Linked DNA regions of Homo sapiens: all the other regions are linked to region 2. A link is a loop called in an ENCODE intact Hi-C map of the cell type or tissue named here. Cell type or tissue: OCI-LY7. All regions are shown on one strand.

Region 1 (8,000 bases), 80 kb after region 2:
GACGGGTTTGGGAACATCATATGAGGCCAACCAACAGACTCCTGTCTGCTGATTTACTCCATGCTCCCTGTCCTTATACCTCACATTCATTTCACTCCCATTCAGGAAGCTGTAGAGAACAGTCTTGGAGTCAGAGGAAAAAAAAAAAAGAGTTTGATTTGTGGCTTCACCAATTACTCAATCTCACCAAGCCTCAGTTTCCTCGTCTAGTAAATAATATCTTCTCATGGCCAGTCACAGTGGTTCATGCCTGTAATCCCAGCACTTTGGGAGTCCGAAGCAGGTGGATCACTTGAGGCCAGGAGTTCGAGACCAGCCTGGCCAACATGGCAAAACCCTGTATCTAGTAAAAACACAAAAATTAGCCGGGTGTGGTGGCGTTCGCCTGTAATCCCAGCTACTCAGGAGGCTGAGGTACAAGAACTGCTGGAATCCGGGGAGGCAGAGGTTGCAGTGAGCTGAGATTGTGCTACTGCACTCCAGCCTGGGCGACAGAGGGGACCCTGTCTCAAAAGAAAACAAATAAAACCCCAAAAAATCCCTTCTCTCATGGGAGTCCTGTAAGCTACGGAAGCAACAAATTTAGCACTCAGCGCCCAAGGGCTCCATTAATGGTAGCTGCGATTGCTTAAAGATAGCTCTGAACAATATTAGAACGTTGAAGGCAGATCTGTTGTCAAAGGACAGGATTACATCAAAGTCTTCCATCAATTTCTTTCTGCTGAATTAGACATGGGTTATGTTCAAATAACTCAGAGTTAATGAAATTGTGAAGCTCAGAATTGCCTTTCGCTTACTACAAGATGCACTAGACTGCAGAAGGCATCACTTACGTAGGTTTTCCTGGGATTCGGGGGTCTGAGAGTGATCAGCCGATTGTGACCCAGTACCCAGGGACCACCAAGAAAACAGAGGCATTTCTCAGAGACTTCTAAGTGGAGCTTTTTACCTTGAGGCCGATTGCTAGGCCGCTGCACATAAAGAGGCCTCTATGCGCTCCCATTGCATTGGTGCTGGAATCAGTAGGGTGACGCAGTTTTCTATCACTTACGTAGAAGATGTTTCTGATCTTCTCAATATTAAATGTTGATCTTAACATTCATGGGGAAAGGAACCAAGTCACTTAGTTTTACCTAAGTATTATATAATCTTTGGGGAGGGTGAAGATTCAAAGCTGGAATATTAATGAGCTAGATTATGTGGACCCATACATAATGGCAAAATTCAAGAATTTTTTTTTTTTTGAGACGGGGTCTTGCTCTGTTGCCCAGGCTGGAGTTCAGTGGCGCGATCTCGGCTCACTGCAACCTCCGCCTTCTGGGCTGAGGCGATTCTCCTCTCAGCCTCCCGAGTAGCTGGGATTATAGGCATCTGCCACTGTGCCCGGCTATTTTTTGTATTTTTAGTAGAGATGGGGTTTCACCATGTTGGCCAGGCTGGTCTGGAACACCTGGCCTCAAGTGATTCGCCTGCCTCAGCCTCCCAAAGTGCTGGGATTACAGGCGTGAGCCACCATGCCCGGCCCGCAAAAGTCAAAAATTCTTACATCGCCGTTTTGATGTATCTTTTCTCCTTGCATATCTGAGAAACTAAAAAAACTATGAAGGTTCACATTTATATCCACACATAATAAACACGCATTCTAACACAAAAAGCATTTCAACTGAAACTGATGAATATCTTAATAGCTGTTAAAAAACTTTTTTTTTTTTTTTTTGAGATGGAGTCTCACTCTGTTGCCTAGGCTGGAGTGCATGGCGCGATCTTGGCTCATTGCAAGCTCCGTCCCCCGGGTTCTCACCATTCTCCTGCCTCAGCCTCCCAAGTAGCTGGGACTACTGGTGCCCGCCACCACGCCCGGCTAATTTTTTGTATTTTTAGTAGAGATGGGGTTTCACCATGTTAGCCAGGATGGTCTCGATCTCCTGACCTCGTGATCTGCCTGCCTCGGCCTCCCAAAGTGCTGGGATTACAGGCATGAGCCACCGCGCCCGGCCTAGTTGTTATAAAACTTTTAAGCAGGTAGAAAATAATCACTTTCATTGTCTGGTAATAAGGCGACTAAGTTAGTGACATATTATAGTACACATTGCCTTAGGGACCCACATATTGAATCATCTCAGAAATGTATACATGTGGATGGTAAACCTTCTGAATCTGGCTTTTTAGCACTACTTGCCATAAAATTTTGTCACATAATATGCTATATAACATTAATAAACTCAAAAAATTACATATGCATACAGACATATGCATAGCCTTGTGTATGCATGTTTATTTTTCATTCAAAACACTGAACTAACAAAACAACTTCTGAATTTAACCCTTGTATTTTGGTTATACAAGACAATGTTATGTTTTAAAAAAATACACACTAAAGTATTTAAATTTAAAGGGGCATGGTATCTACAATTCATTTTCAAATGTTTGAGGAAAAAAACTATGAAGAGTATGTGGCAAAATGTTAACAAATGGTTAATCTAAATGTAAGGGATAAAGTTATTTGTATTATCCTTGCAATTTTCCTGTTAGTTTTCAAACTTACAGTTTCAAAAATAAATGAAACTAAAACAAAACTAAAACCGTTTCTGTGAAAGTCTTAAGGTGAAACCAGCCTTGGCATTATCTGTTTACTTTTCTGCTGTCTAATGAATTGCACTTACATGAAAGTAGACTGTACCTGGTTCACTGTTGCATTCATAATGTCCACCAATGAGTAGATGCTCAATACATTACTTGTGGAATTCAGAAAAAAATGATAAAAAGTGCAGTGAAATTACTGATGTCACTAGAGCCCTTATTTTCTTTCTTCAGCACCACTTACCCAGGAATCTGTCAAAGCTTTGCTCTCAGTGAGCCCTGTCAATCATTTCATGACATTGTCCTGGCCTCATTGATCAGATGGCCTTGGTACGACACCTTGGGAAACACTTTCCCAGAACTGCCTGACATTTTTTCATTCCAGAAGACATTATCTCTTAAGACTATATTAACCTGAGCCACCGGTGGCTCACGCCTGTAATCCCAGCACTTTGGGAGGCCGAGGTGGGCGGATCATGAGGTCAGGAGATCGAGACCATCCTGGCTAAAACGGTGAAACCCTGTCTCTACTAAAAATACAAAAAATTAGGTGGGCGTGGTGGCGGGCGCCTGTAGTCCCAGCTACTCGGGAGGCTGAGGCAGGAGAATGGTGTGAACCTGGGAAGCAGAGCTTGCAGTGAGCCGAGATCGCGCCACTACACTCCAGCCTGGGTGACAGAGCAAGACTCTGTCTCAAAAAAAAAAAAAAAAGACTATACGAATGTGTTACAACAAACCAATGACCAAATCCATTAAATATTCACAGTCAGAAACCCCACATTTTTGTGGCACCCCCATTACCTCCTTTTGGATATCACCAGTTATTTCTTGAAATTAAAGGACACTTCTTAAAAGGAGTTTTGTTAAATGAATGGAAACAAAGATCATGGTATATCCGACATTAGATCCTATGGGTCTGAAACCTCTTAGAATGCATATGGCAGATAAGTGACATTTCATAAACTTGAATGGCACTAAGCTGAATAATAAACCCTTAGGGTTAAAAAAAATGAGGAAAACGAAGTATATGAAGTACATGAAGATACGACTGTACAAGCCTCGCAGCTAAGCTGATTTCAGTATTGTATGGGAAGGCAGTAGCACATTTTAGTGGAAAGACAGGGGTTTTTGAAGCCAGCCAGATTTTGGTTCAAATTCTGGCATTCCATTAGCAGCCTGTGTGGTCTTGGGCAAGTCACATTAATTTCTCTGGGAGCTAGTTTTATTAGCTAAATAATGGGGATAATAATACCTCCCTTATTTTATAACATAGCTGTGAGGATCCATCATTGCCAACTACCATAGAAGTCTTGGTTCAATAAAGGGTAGTTCTTATTATCTCTACCAAGAGTGTGAAGGAGCTGTGTCTGAGAGGGGATTTGAATCACATTTCTTTCACTAACACAGAGCTCCCTAAAGGCCTGGTGACCACAAATGAAGCCTTAACTCAAAGACAGTAGAGTCTTTGAAAGGAACAGAATTAAAGTAGGGTCTGTCCTTTCATGATGGGGCACAAAGAGGCTATTAGTCAACTCAGCAAATATGTGCTCTGTAAATCAGCTCAACACATTCAGAGAGATCACTCTGAAGCAGCATGCTAAGTCAGGGTACAAGGGAGAGCTTAAAACTTAGTGTCTCTACCTGAGCCATGTAATCTAAGAAACAACCCAGGAGAAGCATTCAGAGAATCAATTACTATCCCCTAGAGTGGAACCCAGCTGTCTGAATATGATTATAGATCACCCAGGTCTATTTCAAATTAATTTTCAGGAAGTCCATGAGCATAGCAAGATTTGGCATATTTTAGGAGATTGCTGTCTGGACTGTGTGTGTTATTGGATGGATGTTGAAGGAAGAAGACTAGAAATCCAAGAATCTTCCTACATAGGTTCAAATTCTCTTGTCTGTCACTGTTTCATATCTGTTTCCTTCTTATTGGGAAAGGAAGTAGCATTGCAGGTTATGTGCCTTTGGATTCAAAGAAGTAGGATTTGATTTAAATTCTAGGTCTGCCATATATTAACCATGTGAATTTGGAGGAGTTACTTAATTACACAGAATGCATTCAGGTTCCCCAAGTAGAAATGTTAATATCCACTTTGCAGTTTTGCTCCAAGGGTTCGGTGAACTCATGCCTGCCAAAGGCTTCTGCACATAGTGGTTACTGAAAACATCTCAGTTCCCCTCCACACTGACTGTTAAGGGGACCAAATGAGGGAACCTTGTCCTTCCTCTCAACTGAAAGCCAAGATTAGTATTGGCTTATTTAAGCATGAAAACATCTGTGTGACACATTTAAAGGCCTGTTTTACCCCCCAGGGAATTGATGCAAAGAAATCAACATCTTTTGCAATTACCTCTGCCCAAATGGCTACAGCTCCCCACACATAAGCTGGGGCTGGCAGTGAACTGCTGCTCCCAGTGTAAGTTCTGGGAATGCAGGCTGCTGGCTCTGCGGACCTCAGCCTCCATTGGGTTGGCAGCCTCTCTGTTGAAGTTGGGCATCCGCCAATGTCTGAGCTCCAGCCTTCAGTGAGATTGGCTTACAGTGTAAGGCACCTGTCTTTGGGGAAATAGGATTTTCTCCTGTTGGTGTGAAGTATCAGTTTCTGGCCTTAATAAATTCACTGTACGTGAAGGTACATCATCTTCTAGTTTATGCCTATTGTGTAAAAATAATTAGCACCTTTCATTCTCAGAAGTGACCCGATTTAGATGACAAATTACATGGTCACCAGCTACGCCCATAAAAATGCAAGTGAAAGCAAGGTGGCTGGGCATGAGTCAGGGGCCAAGCAAAATTTTAAAAATAAAAAGGCTTTAGGGAATTAAAAATGGATTTTTAACATTGAGGAACCAGTGCTACCATCAGGTTTTCACTTGGCTCAAGTAGCTGGTAATGATTAATTCAAAACCTGTATCGGTATGTGTACATCTCCTAACAGTGGTCCTCTCTAGGGAAGGAGGAGAAATTAGTGAGTGCCTCTGTATCTGTGTATCTGTCTGTGTGTGCTTGTGTGTACACAGGGGAGAGAGAAAGTCAATGATATGCTGCTGGTAAATATTTAACAACTAGCTCTTGGGGATGGGGACAGAGGAATCACTGAACGTGGAAACTGGAAATATGCCCAAAAAGGCCTTGTGAGCATGTAGAAGCTGGCCTGGCACACCACTGAACAAATTGGACTTTGACATGTACTTTCAAAATTTTTGTTCTGCTTTATACATATATGTCACTTTTTATTTATAAATGCTTTGTATATAGGCTATATACTTGTATGCTCTGTCTACATATATATTTACATACATACATAAGCCTAGCTAGATCTATGCAAAAATTAGTCCTAATGGTAATTTTCCTAATTCTTGTATAAATTTCCGTGTAACATCCACTTGAGCATGTAACATCGTGAGTGATCTCACAAACCGGATTGCTATAGGGTCCCACATGACTACCAGGCCCAAGGATGGGATGTTCCCTTTACAATTGATTACCAGGATTTACCCTCCTAGCCCACATCTGGTAGAAGACAACATCTGGCTCCAGTGTTGAGAAAGATGCGGAATGGAAAACTTGAAGATGGTTTGAGTTAGAGACAGAGTGGGATCTAACTTCAGGCAAAAGGGGAAAAAAAAGGCTAAAGTTCAAATGATGAGAAAAATAGAATGGGGGAACAGAAAGTGTGAAGTTGCTGTTTATCCACTGCAATTTAGCTCTCTATGTCAAGGTGTGTCTCAGTAGCTTCCTGCAAGAGTGGGAGGGGAATGGGGAAGAAACAGTCTGTACTTTCATTTATTAAATGCAGCTTTCGCTGGTCACATTGCAACTCAATACAAACAGCCCAGCAGAGGGTAGGGCATTAACTCTTGTTCTCATCAATGTAAACACAATATTAATATTGAAGATTAAAGAAAATGGGTAAAAAGTCCAGTGTCTCCTCAATCTGTGTGAAGGTGAAGGTGGTTGCCTACCCTTGGACAGGTCCCAAAGGGAGACTGAGGTTGTCACCTCTTCCCATCCACAGTGAAGCAGGCAAGAACCAGAGGAACCCAATCACTTTCTTCCTGTAGGTCTCCAGATGGATACGTGAATCTTCAGAACTGGGCTTTCATGAATTATGAAAGTTCTTCGAAAGGCCTGAGAGGTTCGTACCTTGTGTGTGCACTGAAGTAGTTCCTTCAAAGCCCTTTCCCATGAATCAGTCACTGCCAATAGAAAATGTGACCGGTGTAAAACAGCCAGCCCTCGTAATTCCGCAGTCCCCATCGCTATAGCCCCTGGATTCTGGAGAGTAGGGAGTTCAAAGTCACGGGAGCCTCGGTGATCATCCTGAAGGAAGCTGCCCATGTTTAAATATCGGCCGAAGATGCTTGACCTCCTTCCTGGGCCACTGCTGATAGAGGGTGGTTGGTAGAGGCAGCTGATTTTCCTTTAGAGCCTCAAAGGATCAGATTTTCTATTTTGGATTGCCAGCCCCAAAAATAAACAAAACCCCCAAAGAAAAACAAAACAAAACAGGAGTGACTTTGGGGATAAGGAAACCCATCAACCCCACCTCCAGGACCCTCTGGTTACAATGTCCCCATTGGGTTTTTCCAAGTGGTTGGTTTAGATCATCGGTTTGCCCTCCGTTTGAATGCCCAGCTACATTGCAGGGCAAAGGGGAAAGTTTTCACTTAATAAAGACAATTTCACTTCTATTTCCTGGGACGAATAACCCCTAGAACCCTGACTTCCCTTTCTCCCCAGTTATGATGGGAAGCATAATTATTAAAAAGCATCCAGAACATCCTAAAGCCCTGCCCTGATCTTGTGGCTTTGCAGTAAGATGATAACCCTTTTACTCCCTGTCACCCCTTGATTTCCCATTCTTGAAGAGACTCATCTAGGTGGGCTGCATAGCTAACCTCTGGGAATGCAGGGTTGTGGGGCAGAGAGGGACTGGCTGGATCCTTGTCCAAGGTCTCTGTAGTGAGGGCAGCTTGGCTGGGCCAAAGAGATAAATAAAAACAAACCGAAAAAGCATGGCTCAATTTTGAATTTGAAGGCCGGGCCCCAAACAGCGAGTGGCACTTCCCCTACAGCATGTCTCCCCCTAGTGGTGGGCTTCTTGGTGCTAGCTGTTGTTCTCGGCTGTGAGATATTTCAGGGCAGCAAAGCCGTAGCGGCGGGACATGTCCTGCTGAAACTCTTCCTTGAGGGTTTTGAGACAGATGCGGTATTGCTTGTTGGAACGGAACTTGGTAATGTCGAAGCTGGGGGCATGAGGCATGTGGATCATGTAGGCGTTGGGCAGCACAATGAACTCATACTCCTGGAAGAAGACAAGAGCAGCGTGAGAACCCGCAAGAGCCGAGGGTCATGCATGATGAAGGCCCAAGCGAATGATTGAATGGCTAGTGAATGAATGACTTGATAA
Region 2 (8,000 bases):
CCCACGACTGGGTATAAATTCAAAGGAAATGAAACCGATTTGTTGAGGAAGTATTTGGTCCTCCATGTTCATTGCAGCATCACTCACAGTAGTCAAGATATGGAATCAAACTACGTGCACATCAATGAATAAGCTCAATAAAGAAAATGTGGTATATGTACATAATGAATACTATCCAGCTTTTAAAAAGAAGGAAATCCTGTCATTTGTGACATGTACAAACTTGGAGAACATTATGTGAAGTGAAATAAGCCAGAAATAGAAAGACAAATACTGCATGATCTCACTTATATGTGGAATCTAAATAAGTTGAACTCATAGAAGCAGAGAGTAGAATTGTAGTTACCAGTGCTCAGGGATGGGAGTGAGGTGGGATGGGGTGGGGAAATGTTAGTAGAAGAATAGCAAATTTTAGTTACATAAGGGAAATAAGTTCAAGAGATCCATTGTACAACATGGTGACTATAATTAATAATGATGCACTGTAGTCTTAAGAATCACTAAGAGGAGGCCGGGCGCGATGGCTCACGCCTATAATCCCAGCACTTTGGGAGGCCGAGGCAGGCAGATCACGGGGTCAGGAGATTGAGACCATCCTGGCTAACACAGTGAAATCCTGTCTCTACGAAACAAAATACAAAAAAAAATTAGCCGGGCATGGTGGCGGGTGCCTGTAGTCCCAGCCACTCGGGAGGCTGAGGCAGAAGAATGGCGTAAACCCAGGAGGTGGAGTTTGCAGTGAGCTGAGATCGCACCACTGCACTCTCCTGGGCAACAGAGTGAGACTCCGTCTCAAAAAAAAAAAAAAAAAAAAAAAAAAAAAAAAAAAAAAATCACTAAGAGGATAGATTTCAAGTGTTCTCCCACAAAAAAATAGTGTGTGCGGTAATGTCTATATTAATTAGCTTGATTTAGCCATTCCACAACGTATGCATATTTCAAAACATCATATTGTATATAATAAACATACTCAACTTATATGCATCAATTAAAAATTTTTTCCAAAAAAGAAAATGTTTTTGCTGATAATAATTAAATAATAAATAAATAAATAAATACTCTTGTTCATAAGTCACCCATCCTATGGTATTTTGTTATAGCAATCCAGACAGACTAAGACACGAAATTAACGAGAAACTCTTACTGGACACTAATGGAGACAGGATGCATAATTCACGAACCCACCATGTTGCTGAGGCCCAATCTGCTCATTTTGAACCGGGTCAATTCTATCCCAACAAATAAGGAGGGGCAGGTACAACACAGGTCCATCATTAAGGGGAAATGGGATACAGAAGACTGAGCTCACACCGGGCCTGCTGCAAATGCTACTCAACAATAGGCAGCCTCTTGTGGCATCCAATAGAGGATGCATGACTCATATCATCCTCAAGCTGCTGGGCTGAGAGAACATTACAAAGAGTAGCTAAAGCAACAACTAAGGTGGGGGTCACTGCAGGGCACCTTCAATGGCTGAACAATGAGGTTGACTAAAGCCATCTGGACTCTAAATACAAGCACACAGCAGAAGGGAACCAGGCACTGAATCACTTGCTTAGATATAATGACAATTGGAGCTGGAGGAGTTGCCAGTCTCATTCTCATGGGAGTCCTATTGCCCACACTCATACTCTGAACTACCCTATATGATAGCTGGACCACTGCCAATTTGGATCTCATGTGAGGGGATCTGCCTGCTTTGAGTTTCTTGACTTCCAGGAAGGCACTTGCAGGAGGTTGTGGGACAAGGGCATCTCTCTATTGCCTGTCAGCAGTAACCTATAAAATAGGCGCAGTCATGGGCTATGTCAAGGTGGTCGCCAACATTGTCCACCCAATGGGCTTCAGTGATCGTGGACACAAGGTGTGGGCACTCTCAGCCAGGGTTGGGTGCCCAGTAAAGTTATGATCCCTGGGCAGAGCCAGAAAGACTAGGCAATACAGGCCAGTCAGGCAACCCCCATATTGATGGTTTAAGAGCATCTGAGATCCCAAGAGGTCCACAAAGCTGGAAAGAGTGGGAATATTAACCTTTCTTCTCATTTCTACAGTAGCCGTTGGTGTGCCTCACAGGACAACATCCTGATAAGAATTAGCACAGCCATGCCAAGAGGAGGCAAATGCATACAATGCTGGCTTTGTCGTCCCAGAATGAAGTCCCCCATGCTCCCATTGTAATGGCTTGGCCAGTACACAGTGACTTGGATTTTCCTCAAGACAAACAAACTCACTAAATTCCCTAGTCAAGGTGGTGATGGATGACTAAATCATCCTCAGTTATCTGATGGTGGAAAAATCTTGGACATTCTGCCTTTTTCTTTCTGAGTTTCTTGATTCACACACACACACACGCACATACACACACTCACGATACTCACTCTTTTTATTGCGCTGCTTTCTAGTTGAAAGAAGGGATAACCACATGACCTCTACTTCCCTAACTAGAGAAAGGATCTCCAAGATTAACAGATCTTTGTAAAATTTGTGAGTGGTTCCAATAATGAAGACTGCCACATGATTCCCCATATGGAGGTTGTAAGGATGGAGGACAAGCCCCATTGCTGCTGGCATGTGGGAAAGAGCATTGTGGAAATGGAGTGGTGAGATGGTCAGCTGGGAAGAGAGGGCACAGACTGTTCCATCAGTTTTCCACACATTCACAGAAGCAAGGAATATTCATCGCAATATGCCCCAGATCCAGAGTTAGGAGTCGAAGGTAAACAAGTATGAGGAGGTAACAGTATCGCAGGGAGAGGGCACAGCAAGGACAGCCAGGCTTGCTGCATCTAAGCTTTTGATACCAGAATTCACAAGAAGTTGTCCAAAGGGACAAAGGGCAACCCCAGGGAATAGCCAGGCTAGTTCATCTGTCTACACTACTGGGATTATCCATGCTCATACTTTTATGAGATAATTAATATTTAAAACTGACTTGAATTAGCAGTAAGCAATGAGAATAGATGTGTAGCTTGGTTAGTATTTTTCAGCTCTGCAGTGATAGCACTGTATAAACAAAACATTTTTTTTTTTAGCAGCAGCTCAATAGTGCTGGGGGGATTATGTAGAGAATTGGGAAAGTAAGATTTGCTCTTAATACCAGGTCTTCTTGGAGACTGGGAAGAGTACTGTTACTCCCCAGCCTTCTTAATTTCCATAGAGTACATAAAAAGAACAGAGTTTGAATATTTCCTTCTTCAGACTTTAATTCCTATGGCTTAGACTACAGCCAGACCACGTCCTCCTTCTCCAGCTGCAATACAGCTCCTTCTGCAGCTGCAATACCACTCCAGCTGCAATATGGCGGTTCCTGCTCATAGCCATCCTTGGCCACAGCATGTTTATTTCTCATATGGATGCCATTCCTCATAATACCCACATTTGCACAGCTCTGAAACAGCTCAAATTCAAAACCAAAGTGGTACACACTAGGGATGGTACAGGTGAATCCTTCACCAGAGAAATGGAAATGGAACTGAGTATTATAAAGGGCTTCCTTGAAGACAATGGGCTAGAAGGGCACTGGGAGGGGTCCGATCAGTTTCACCACAAATGCAGATCTTGGTGGGGATGAACGTTTTTCAATATCTCCTTCTACTGCTCTTGGTCTTTGTTCTCCATAGAAACCAGGGATTCCTAGACTCCAAAATAAGCAGAAGGTAGAAATAGTTGACTTTGAAATCATGCATTTTATACTCAATGCATTTCTCCCTTCACTGCTACTTTCTCTTTTCTAGTCAAGGCTCAACTTAAGCATCTTGTATCCTGGGAAATCTTTTTTTGCCTTTCCCATATTCGGTAAAACTCTCTCCTCTGCACCCTGGTAATAGCAGCACCTTGTGCTAAGTTTTATCACAGCCCTTAGCATTATGAATTGTAATTTTTCTTTTTAAACACCTGTTTCCTTGACTAGGCTGTGAGTCTGTGTTTTCTTCAATGTGGTATCTTAAGCACTCTCACAGTGTGTAGCATAGTTGACAGTTTATGTATGTTTGCTGAATGAATTATTGAATACATTCATAAGATGTTTTTTCAATATTATTTTACACAACTGCCCATAGGGTTTCATTACATAAAATAGAGAGTTAAAGATGAATATTGGGATATGATGATGGAAACAGATACAGTTATGTAAAAAGTACATTCTGCTACAACTAAAAAAGAATTTAAACAGCAGTTCCTAAATTTACTTATTATTAGAACCATTGACAGAGACAGTAAAAATAAAATCGCATCTTGGCTATTCTCTGGCTTTTCTGAATCAGAATCTCTGGAGCGGTGCGCCCAGGAACTAACATGTTTAATGAGGTCCCTGTTTAGCAAAGCCCATAGGTCAGTCTGATGCACAACCAGGTTCAAGAATCCCTGTGTTTGAAATAATGTCATTGGTTTTCAAAGGGGCTTCGTGGTGAGATCAGATAAATTTAGAACTAAAAGGAGACCTCAGATTCCTAGTCCGTGGTTTCACCCATAATACCACTCTGCCCCCAGAGTTACAGGTGCTGTTGAAATGTTGGCCAGTGGTGCTGGCAAGGTGAGCACAGACATGAGTGTAACTCTGTGAGTGCCACAACATAATCTACAGGGTTTCTAGAAGGGTCATGTAGGCATTGGTGAGTGGCCCTTTCAGCGTCCATGTTTCTTTGTCCAAAATACATTACAGGAACTAAAATATTTAAAATCATAAAAATTTAAAATTGAACAGAACCAACCATGGAAACATATTTCTTATGATGTGTTCACTAAGCACATTAATCATAGATTTTCCCCACTAGTGTATCAACACAGACTGAATCCTTAAACCTTTTAGAACTGGGCTCTTATATGACTTCAAGCATAATCAGAAATATTTTTCTGAAGATTCTTATATGAAAACTGAACATTAAGCATATCTAAATATACTTCTTATTTTCCAACCCTGGATTAAGGGTCAAACTAGAAATCTTTTCATTTTCTCTTCTGATTTTAAGAAAACTACCTTAAAAACTAATCTTAGTATCTATTGTTTATGAAAGGCAAGTGCAGTGACTACATAAAATTTTGTGGAAGAGTTTTACATATCATTAAGAGTATCATCAGTAAAAGGAATTATTATTTGCCCTTTTAGAGGTGAAGGAACTGAGACATCCGAAAGGTGTTTTGATGAATATCTCACTTGTGTGTTAACTCAACCCTCAAATCTCCTTGATGCTTTATTGGAACCACTGCCTATTAAAAGAACTTTCTTCATAATCACCATCCCAGGTGTGAGGTGGCATCTCACTGTGGCTTTGATTTGCATTTCCCAGATGATTAGTGATGCTGAGCATTTTTTTCACAAACCTGTTGGCCATTTGTGTGTCTTCGTTTGAGAAATGTCTTTTCAGTTCTTCTCCCCTTAAAAAAAAATCTGGTTGTTTACTTGCTATTGAATTGTATGAATTTCTTACATAGTTTGGATATAAACCTCTCATCAGATGTACAGTTAACAAATATTTTCTTCCATTCCATGGGTTGTCTCTTTGCCCTGTTAATTATTTCCTTTACTATGCATAAGCTTTTTAGTTTGATGAAACCCTATTTGTCTATTTTTGCTTTTGTGGCCTGTGCTTTTGGGGTCATATTCAAAAAATCTTTCCCCAGATTAATGTCAAGAGGCTTTTTCTCTGTTTTCTTCTAGTGGTTTTACGGTTTCAGGTCTTACATTTAAGACCTTAATTCATTCTGAGCTGATTTTTGTGTATGGGGTGAGATAAGAGTCCAATTACATTCTTCATGTGTGGATAATCAGTTTTCCCAACACCATTTATTGAAGAAATTGTACTTTCCTCAATGTGTGTTCTTGGTATCTTTGTCGAAGATCAATTAACTAATAAATTAACATTTTGAAGTTGCATTTTAATTTTTCCATTGTCCTACTTTTCATTTTATTTGTTTTTATTTTTCACATATAACTTTATTCTGATTCTGTTTATGATGTGTGTGTGTGTATGTGTATGTGTGTGTGTAATACTCTGGATGCAATGAGGAAAAAAGAATAAAGAGGGAGAGACTGAGAGAGAAGAGTGTGGGTAGACAAAGGAATGAAAAAAGTATAGTTTAGTTAATTTCTGGATATTTTAACCTAAATCACTAAGTACAACCCATTTTATTACTTTTTAAAAATATTATAATCAGTGAAAAAGCAAGAGAGTTTAAGGAACGAATGGGCAGGAAACCATTCAAAGAATATTGAGAAAAGCAAAAAGAGAGACAGTAAAGAAATCAAAGGAAGAAATGATAAAATAGGAACATCACAGCAAATCACATATGAGTAGAGTGATAAAGAAAGAAGCAGAGATAGATATAAGAAATCAGGAAGATAATCAGAATGCATTAATGTGCTATACAGTGCATTACACATCTGGTTAACATAATATGGATGTCGGCCGGGCACGGTGGCTCATGCCTGTAATCCCAGCACTTTGGGAGGTCAGGCATGAGGTGGGCAGATCACTTGAGGCCAGAAGTTCAAGACCAGCCTGGGCAACATAGTGAAACCCCATCTCTACTAAAAATATAAAAATCAGCTAGGTGTGGTGGTGCATGCCTGTAATCCCAGCTACTCAGGAGGCTGAAGCATGAGAATTGCTTGAACCCGGAAGGCAGAGGTTACAGTGAGCTGAGATCTTGCCATTGCACTCCAGCCTGGGTGACAGAGTGAGACTATAAAAAGTAATTTATATATATATGTGTTCATATGTTTTATATATATTGTTTTTATATATTATATATAATGTTTTATATATTATATATGTTTTATATATTATATATGTTATATATATTAAATATGTTATAGATTATGTTTTATATGTTATATATGTTTATATTTTATATATAATTTTACATATATATAAAAACATAGATGTCACATTATTAAAACAATATATTATTTAACAAAATATGATAAATTTTATACTGTCTGCATTATTCATGTCATAAATTTTTATACTTACTTTTTATAATTCACAGTTATTTACATAAAGACTAAAAGAGAATTGGCCCCAATTTGACTTCTTCTGTTTCAAAATCTATGGTATAGCTAAATGAAATATGTTTCTTTGTCCAAAGTTATGGTGAAATTGTTTCCTGGGGTTGTTATGGGCATAAATTAATTGCAGAAGAAAGTGCTTTGAAAAGAGTTCTAAACAAAGATAAATGGCTTATTTTATTGCAATCGTCCTTAACATATAAACTTACCTGAGACTTGCACGGCATGAACTCTTAGTCATTCCTCAGATATCCAGACTTAAGGACAGAAGGTCATTTGCCAAGTTTTTTTTAGCTGTCATTTTCCTATCCCATCAATTTGATTTTCAAGGTTTAGAGATGGAGAGTTTATTCAATTGATTAAATTTTGGATTTTAGTCTCTTCTGAGCCTAATGTCTGGGTTATATGAAATATTTTTAGTATAGATATTAAGAGAAGTTGACATTGAATGTTAAGAACTTCTGTCCATCCACTTCTTGCAGTCTCTACTAAGATTAAGGGTCAAAACTGGGCCTTGGAAGTAGACAAAGTTTGGTTTGTTGCTTCTTCTCTGGCCTCTTCTCAAGCCCCACCCTGCAGGCCACATTCTTGAGATGCCAGGGACACGGAATGATAGTGCTGGAAGACTCCTAAACTTCCATATTCCAACTGCGTAATCTTACAGAAAGGGGAATAGAGAGCCAGAGTGAAGGAGTGACTTTTGCCAGACCAGTCAGCATTACACCTAGGTTGATAGAAAGAGTGCTTCTCTTGACTCTCAGCCCAGAGTCTTAACCATCTGCTATTCCCCAAATCTCTAGACAACTCATTGCTCCGATATTTTAACTACCCTGTCAACACCCTAAAGTTGCCCAAGGTTTTTCAGCTTGCTAAGGGGATAATACATTAAAGGAATAAATTAACCAACTATTTATTTTTTAAAATCTGTGTTCAAGCATTTATCAGGAAGTGGTGTAGTATATGTGCCTGTATCAAGTTATTAGAACCGTCATAT
Region 3 (8,000 bases), 79 kb before region 2:
ACAGACACGTGCAACTGAAAGTGATTACAGCTCAAGTTAGTGGAGAGCTCTCCCCAGTGACCCCAGGGCATAGAAGAAGGAGTGGTTTTTCTGCAGAAGGAAAAGGAGTTTGCCCATGAGCACGGTGGGAAGAGAGCTGTTGTTCCATCACAAGTAATGACATGAACAGAGTCACAGAGACCTGGGTGAGCAGCCTCATCCCTGTGCACGGTGGGGCAGGAAGGATGGGGGTTGGGGGATGGATCAGGGAAAGCTGAAGTTTTTCTTTGGAAACAGGGGAACTAGTAGAATCCTGTAAGTACATCAACTCTATGGCGAAGATTTTTCTGACAATGGGGTGGAAGTTTTGAGCTTATGTGGAAACATCATTTACCTCCACATAGTAATAATAATAATTACTAATATTATTATTAGCAATTATACTACTGTTGCTGAGCCTCCTGAGCATTGCATATGTATTATGTCATTTATCACCACAAAAAGCCCCTGAGGTGTCTACTATTATTACTGAGAGGCAGTAGAATTTAATTATTATGAATGCATGCTCTGAAGCTAGATTATTTGTGTTAAGGTCCTGGCTCCACATTTAGGCAAGTAGCTTAATCTCCCCATGACCTAGTTTTCTTATCTTTATAATGAGGTAATAAAAGTGTCAAGCTGATGAGGTTGTGGAAAGGATTTAATAAAATTCTACCTGTGAAATGTTTAAAATAATGTCTGTCCAATACATTGTGTTCAATGAAGGTTGCCTTTTATTGACCCATTTCACAGAGGAGAAAACTGAGGCTTGGGGAGAGGAGGTCACATTTCAAAGGTCACCTGGCCAGTAATTTGAAGGTTCTGGATTCAAACCCAGGAAGTCTCAACACAGAGCCCCATCTCTCTACCATCTAACAAGCCAGGTTTGGTTGCTAAAGTTGGGGCTTTCTCTGGCAAACTTTTGACATGCTTAACTCTGTTTCAAGGACTTTCTTTTTTAAATTAAAAAAAAAAAAAGTTAACAGACAGGATCTGGCTCTGTTGTCCAGGCAGGAGTGCAGTGGCTATTTATAGGAATGATCATGGCACACTGCAGCCTGGAACTCCTGAGCTCAAGTGATCTTCCCGTCTCAGCCTCCTGACTAGCTGGGACTGCAGGCATGCACCACCATGCCTGATTCAAGGACCTTCTTAAGTCATCGCCTGCCAAAAGGTCCAGCCAGAAGGGGATGAGGAAATGTACCTTTATTTGCTTATTGCTACCTAAAGTTACCATTAATTAATTAATGGATTTTATCAAACATTTATTCACTTATGGATATAGTTTCAATGTTTGCCACCTCCAAATCTCATGTTGAAATGTGATCTCCAATGTTGGAGGTGGGGCCTAGTGGGAGTGGGAGATGTTTGAATTACGTGGGCAGATCTCTCAAGAATGACTTGGTGTCCTCCCTGCAATAATGAGTTCACTGGAGATCTGGTTGTTTAAAGGAGCCTGGCATCTCCTCCTCTCCTTCTTGCTCCCGCTCTTGCCATGTGACACCACCTGCTCCACCTGCATCTTCTGCCATAATTGTAAGATTCCTGAGGCCCTCACCAGAAGCAGATGCCAGCAGCATGCTTATTGCACAGTCTGTAGAACCGTGAGCCAAATAAATCTCTGTTCTCTGTAAATCACCCAGTCTCAGGGAATCCTTTACGGCAATGCAAAGTGAACTAACACGCTTACTCATCCCCTAAGTGTTCAGCATCAAATTTTGTCATTTCACATAAATTATCTCAGATACTGTCCACCACCAAAACTGTCTGACTATTCCCATTTTCTAAGTGGGGACATTGATGCTCAGAGGAGTTAAATAACCTGTTCAAGGCCAGACAATTGCTATTGACATTGCAATGTCTACCCCACACCATCTGCAGGGGTGGGGCCTGATTAATGTGAGCTAGTCACAGAAATCACATCTCCATTTCCAGTGGGAGAATTCAGGCCTAAGCCAATTAGTGCAGAGCATCCTGCCAGCTGTAGGGATTAGTTCAGAAATGAGCGTACGTTTTGAATAAAAAAGGTGCAAGGGGAAATTTTCTGGGGCTTCTGCAGATATTGTCCTCTCTCTCTGGAGAAAGCATCAGCAGGAGCCAGTTTGATCCTCTGACATTGCTGTGTGTGGATATGAGTTCTGGGGATACTGCAGCCACCTCACAAGAAGCTTGTGCGTGACACTGGTGCAGCGGTGGGAATGGCCAGGAGCATCACAGAGACCACTGGATAAAGCCAATCCTGAAGCTTCCTGCTATGTGGGCCAACAGATGTCCTTATTGTTCCAACGGTCTGAGTAAGAATTTCTGCACAGTTCGCACAGCGCGGAATTTGGTTCCAAGTCCAAGTCCAAACTGGGGCTACTCCCCAATCCGTGCCTTCCTACCATGCACGGCTGCAGACTTGGTTCTTCTAGTTGTTTACCATCTGGCAGGAGGTTTTTGGCATTCTGTTGTAGTGGCAGATTTGGTCATCAGTCACAATGCCAAGCTGATGGTGGTTTGAGTCATTGCTTTTCTGTTGGCCTATTTCTTTCATAATAAATATGTATCGCTTAGATAATAAAAACAACAAAGGGGAAAATTCCATGTGAGGCAGAGGTAAACAAAAAAGCTCTGCTTTTAGGAGGCTTATATAAAGATCAAGCTGTATGATGTGTGTTGAGCATGCTTTAAAGAATGCCAAACTGGGTGGGGCCCAAGACAGATAAAAGACACTAAGCCTTTTATCATACCACTAGGCACCAGTGACTTTTGAGACCTGGCAATTAATTAGGAGGAGCTGGTTGTAGTTATTATCAAACCTCCCTAATTTCCCCAAGTGAATGGGTGAGGGCTGGGTTGAGGAGAGATGGGGGAGAGGTGGTAAGAATCCTCTGAAGCCCATTTCTGGAACCTTGGTTTCTCAGGATCGCCGCTTCCTTGGTGGATTTCCTTTCTGCTCTCCTCCAAGTGTCCCTTGTGAGACTCTGACTCCGTAGGACTGGCCCCAGCTAACCCTTTGTTGCTAAGGATGTATCATCTTGCTGGGCTTTACCAAGGGCGTTAATAAAACAGCTTCTATGATTATAGCCACACAAAGGTAGGCAAGGAAAAGACCCTAATTTGGAAAGCAGAAACCCACTCTGCAGCTGGAGCCCAACTCCTGACCTTCCCACCCCCAAAGGCATAGGATAAGATTCCTTTCCCCTAGCTGATTGGATTAATTTCAGCCTCACTGACAATTCCCCCCGTCCAGACTCATTTATCTACTGTTGTTTTTAACCTCAAAAAACGTCATGGCAACAAAGATCAGAGGAAAGATCACAGTGTCGAGTCAGAGAGACATATGCATTTGCATCCCACCTCTGCCTCTTGCTAGAACTCTGATTTTGAGAAGGTTGCTTGAGGTCAGCTCCCTCATCTGTAGGGGGTTGTGATGAAATAAATGATGTAATAGAAACCTTATAAATGCATGAAATTACTGAGGAATTTATGTGCTTCTGGAGGAATTATGGGGCGGGGAAGCAAGAGAGATGCCTTTATTTTCTCCCAGGAATGACAGTGGAAAGCAAGGAAGAGTGTTACAACTGAGGGAACAGACAGTGGAAGGCCTGGGGACAAATAAAGTCCAATATAGCTGGAACGTAGAATATGGGAAATAAATGAAGGCTTGAGATCTGAGGGTTCAAAGCCATATAAGGACTTAGCACATTATCCCAAGAGAAGGGAGGAGCCATTGAAGGGTTTTAAGCAAGGGAATAGCTTGACATGTGTTTTTAAAACTTTACTGTGCCTGTGTAGAGAATAGTTTGCAGGGGGTCAAGGCTGGAGCTGGCAGCCCAGTTAGGAGGCTGATGAACTAGTCCAGAGGATGGGTGGTGGCCTGAGCCAGAAAGACAAAAGTGGGATCGAGAAAAGTGGATGGCTGTGCCACTTGCTATGGCTTCAAGGAAGTTACTTAACCTCACTTAAGTTACTTAACCTTCACTGAGTTAAGTCTCACATTTTTCCCCATTGTTTATGGAGGACAGTAATAGTATGTGCATCCTAGAGTTTTTAGGGGATTAAACGAGAGAATGCATATACAGCGCATAGCACAGCATCTGCCACATCGTATGCGCTGGCAAGATGGAAGCGACTATTACCATTGTTAGTAGTGGAAGTCATGTTGGCAAATATCACAGGGCGCATTCGGGGCATGCTGCTTAAATGAATGAAATAAGTGAATAGACAGTGAGTGCCAGAAAAGGCCCTTTTCAAGACTGAAATCTTGTTTAAAAGGTATAAATAGTCCTGGTGAGGAAGGACAGAGAGAGGTAGGAAGGGTTGTTGTGTAAAGAGGTCAATGTGCTCTCTTGGTGAGCTCTTCTGAGAGTTAGGACACAAAGAGAATGTGTCCAAATGGTGAACAGGTGGGGCAAGCAGGCTGGAGTCCTTTTGAAGAGGGTCAGGAAACAAAAGCCTGCAAGCAGCACAGATGTGTGAAAAAGCTATTTTTAGTCTGGTACAAAAAGCCCACAGGAGAAGTACCACCCCTAACCGTAGTCCTCTTTGTCTCTGTCTTCTCTGCCAGGAAAATCAATCATCATGTCAGGAGGGCAGGTGTTAAAATTGGTCAGAGGAAATAAAAATCCAAGAGAAATGAAGATACAGTGAGAGAATGTCATGCTCTATTAAATGCATTCAAGTCTCGTTGCTCAGAGAAATGACATGTTAGGGTTCAACTCAAAATATAAATGTTTTGTTGTTTTTGTAGGTTTTAAAGGAATATATGCTCATTTTAAGACTCAAACTATCAATAGAAACTATTTTAAGCACCAACTATATGGCAGGAAGTAAGTCTAGAGCCTTATGTATATTTACGTCACTTAATTATCTTTTTTTTTTTTTTTTTTTGAGATGGAGTTTCACTCTTGTTGCCCAGGCTGGAGTGCAATGGCATGATCTCAGCTCACCACAACCTCTGCCTCCCAGGTTCAAGCAATTCTTCTGCCTCAGCCTCCTGAGTAGCTGGGATTACAGGCATGTGCCACCACGCCTGGCTAATTTTGTATTTTTAGTAGAGACGGGGTTTCTCCATGTTGGTCAGGCTGGTCTCGAACTCCCGACCTCAGGTGATCCACCCGCCTTGACCTCCCAAAGTGTTGGGATTACAGGCGTGAGCCACTGCACCCAGCCGTCATTTAATTATCACCCAAACTTGTGTGCATATTATCACTTACCCATTCTACAACTAATGAGCCCAAGACCAAGAGAGCTTAAGTGACTTGCCCAGAGTTGCACAGCTTGTTCTATGACCTGCTCATTTGGACAAGTTACTTAATCTCCCTATGCCTCAGTTGGTTCAACTGTTACAGAGGATAAGGACCCAACTGGTTGGGCTGACTTGAGTTTCAAATTCTCTCTCCCAGTAGACTGAAGTGTGCTTAGACATTAGAACCACACTCTCGTTCAAAATCTTCTTTTACAACTTACTAACTTTATGTCTTTGGGCAAGCCATATAGCCGTGTGCCTCAGCTCCTCTTCTGAAAACTAGGGATTTTCTTTTTTTTTTTTTTTGAGACGGAGTCTCGCTCTATCGCCCAGGCTGGAGTGCAGTGTTGCGATCTTGGCTCACTGCAAGCTCCGCCTCCCGGGTTCACGCCATTCTCCTGCCTCAGCCTCCCAAGTAGCTGGGATTACAGACACACAGCACCACGCCCAGCTAATTTTTCTATTTTTTTTTTTTAGTAGAGATGAGGTTTCACTATGTTGGTCAGGCTGGTCTCAAACTCCTGACCTCGTGATCCGCCTGCCTCAGCCTCCCAAAGTGCTGGGATTACAGGCGTGAGCCACCGCGCCCGGCCGAAAACTGGAGATCTTAATAGTGACAATGGGCTGTTGCAAGGATTAAATTAGCTAATAGAGGCTAAATGCTTATAATAGTACCTGCTCTCTCATAGCTAATAGCTGATATTAATATAATTGGTAGCAGTAGTATTTCTATCCTGTCTTGTTAGGACAACATAACTTATCCCAGCAAGGTTCATTAGAAGAAAAAGAACGGACTTCCCAGGGCAGGCAGATCTGTTCTGAGAATTCAAGGAGCTCACACCTGTGAAACACTCAGAATAGTGCCTGGAAAATAGTCATGCTTATGCCCATGTTTAGTTATTATTATCTATAAATTCCACAACACAGCTCTTAACTTCTATTTGCTACTTCTTCACACTGCATTATGCCTAAAAAAACTCATCATCCAGAGACAGATATTGTTGATAGTTTCTTGTGTATCTTCCCTTACTTTTGAAGCAACTGCATAAATGTGTTTCTATGCCAGGTTCACATTTAACTGAGTTAAACATAGTGGGTGTGAACTCTGGCATTGGCAGATAGTGGCTCTGTGGCCTTAGGGAGGTAATTTCACTTGCCTGAATCATAGTTTCCTTATCTGCAAAATGAGGATAATAATCTCATAGAGTGGTAGTGAGGACAAAACATACCATTTTAAGGCACTTAGAACAGAATCTTGTCACATAGGCTTGAAAAAGACTTAGTAATTTAAAACAGATGTTCTATGCAATGGCCAGAGTAATCCTTATAAATCAGATTGTGTTACTTTTCTGCTTAAACTCTGAAATTTTCTTATTGTATTTGGAATTAAATTCATATGCCTTACCTTGGTCTATGTGAAGGGTCTTGGTGTCCTGAAAAATGTTATTTTCATTTGCTACCTAGTTCAGAACTGAGGGAGATATAGATGAATGTTTGGTGTGTGTCGTTTACATCTGTGGGATAGTAGATATTACAAACTAAATTGTGCCTCTCACCCACCCAAATTAACATGTTGAAGTTCTGACCCCCCATTATGACCATATTTGGAAGTAGGGCCTTTAAAGCGCTCAAAAATATTCCAGTTGCAGTCCTAGCATATGCAGACATGAGAAGTGGGGGATATGAATTTTCCTACTAACAATCTCCAAGGCCAGGCCGGGCACAGTGGCTCACGGCTGTAATCCCAGCACTTTGGGAGGATGAGGAGGATGGATCACGAGGTCAGGAGTTCAAGACCAGCCTGGCTAAGATGGTGAAACCCATTCTCCATCGCTCCTGCCTGGGCGATAGAGTGAGACTACCTCTCAAAGAAAAAAAAAAAAAAGAATCTACAAGGCCATGAAGGAGAGGCCCTAATTCAATATGACTGGTGTCCCTCTAAAGAAGAGAAGAGGCCAGGCGAGGTGGCTCATGCCTGTAATCCCAGCACTTTGGGAGGTCAAGGCGGGGGAATCACGAAGTCAGGAGATGGAGACCATCCTGGCCAACATGGTGAAACCTCGTCTCTACTAAAAATAAAAAAAAATTAGCTGGGCATGGTGGCACACACCTGTAGTCCCAGCTACTCGGGACGCTGAGGCAGAAAAATTGCTTGAACTGGGAGGCGGCGGTTGCAGTGAGCCAACATTGCACCACTGCACTCCAGCCTGGCAACAGAGCAAGACTCTGTCTCAAAAAAAAAAAAAAAAAAAAGAGATACCAGGGATGCACCTATAGAGAAAAGGCCGTGTGAGAACACAGCATGAAAGTGACCATCTGTAAGACATAAAGAGAGGCCTCAGGAGAAACCAAACCTACTGACACCTCCATCGTGGACTTCCAGTCTCTAGAACTGTGAGCGAACAAACTTCTGTTGTTTAAGTCATGCAGTCTGTGGTATTTTGTTACGGCATCCCTAGAAAACTAATACACTAGGTGTCCTAGGACAGCACCCAAAAAACAATCTTATATTCCAGATGCCAGGCAAAGGTGGACATCGACGAGGGTGGACCTAGGGACTTAAACAATGGCAGGACACCGTCTTTCTCTCCATATTTCAGATCCATCCACCTTCTTTTCCCGCAGGAGCTCTGACTGCAGCAGGTCGATGGCGACTGGCACTCCTAACCCTCCATCCTTAACAGGGCGTTTTGCAAAAGGAGGGGAGATTTGCTGTTTTCCAGCCACCTAAGATCAAACCTTAAGGTAC

What was found. Peaks named below come from ENCODE experiments on the same cell type or tissue, not always from the same donor. Only the 100,000 strongest peaks of a DNase experiment are listed, where the experiment ranks them.
Region 1: a loop joins it to region 2, with 9 times the contacts of the local background. A loop is called at or near these places in 3 of 110 quality-filtered maps.
Region 3: it touches region 2 in a loop (8-fold over the local background); 3 of 110 quality-filtered maps call a loop at or near these places.

Annotation. Positions count from the first base shown.
Region 1 is chr22:33,266,730-33,274,729 of GRCh38, forward strand. LARGE1 (LARGE xylosyl- and glucuronyltransferase 1) reads right to left here. Exons shown (of 15, transcript NM_133642.5): 15 at 5,780-7,895. The coding sequence ends at 7,698. Among named protein-coding and RNA genes, the nearest start is that of LARGE1-AS2, 110 kb to the left of the region's middle. In OCI-LY7, CTCF peaks have their summits at 4,966, 5,167, 7,688 (motif pointing left), 7,901 and 2 weaker places; DNase peaks (open chromatin) are centred at 4,112, 4,832, 6,332 and 7,672; H3K4me3 peaks cover 4,038 bases; H3K27ac peaks cover 5,921 bases.
Region 2 is chr22:33,187,128-33,195,127 of GRCh38, forward strand. It overlaps a transcript of LARGE1 not described here. Among named protein-coding and RNA genes, the nearest start is that of LARGE1-AS2, 27 kb to the left of the region's middle. In OCI-LY7, a CTCF peak has its summit at 4,659; DNase peaks (open chromatin) are centred at 3,274, 4,484, 5,254, 5,614 and 2 weaker places; H3K4me3 peaks cover 3,350 bases; H3K27ac peaks cover 5,379 bases.
Region 3 is chr22:33,108,332-33,116,331 of GRCh38, forward strand. LINC01640 (long intergenic non-protein coding RNA 1640) reads left to right here and starts at 198. Exons shown (of 4, transcript NR_134617.1): 1 at 198-294; 2 at 772-902; 3 at 2,078-2,312; 4 at 7,877-7,963. It also overlaps a transcript of LARGE1 not described here. RefSeq lists an enhancer at 1,908-3,107. In OCI-LY7, no CTCF peak of the experiment used is centred here; DNase peaks (open chromatin) are centred at 3,340 and 4,490; H3K4me3 peaks cover 1,086 bases; H3K27ac peaks cover 4,018 bases.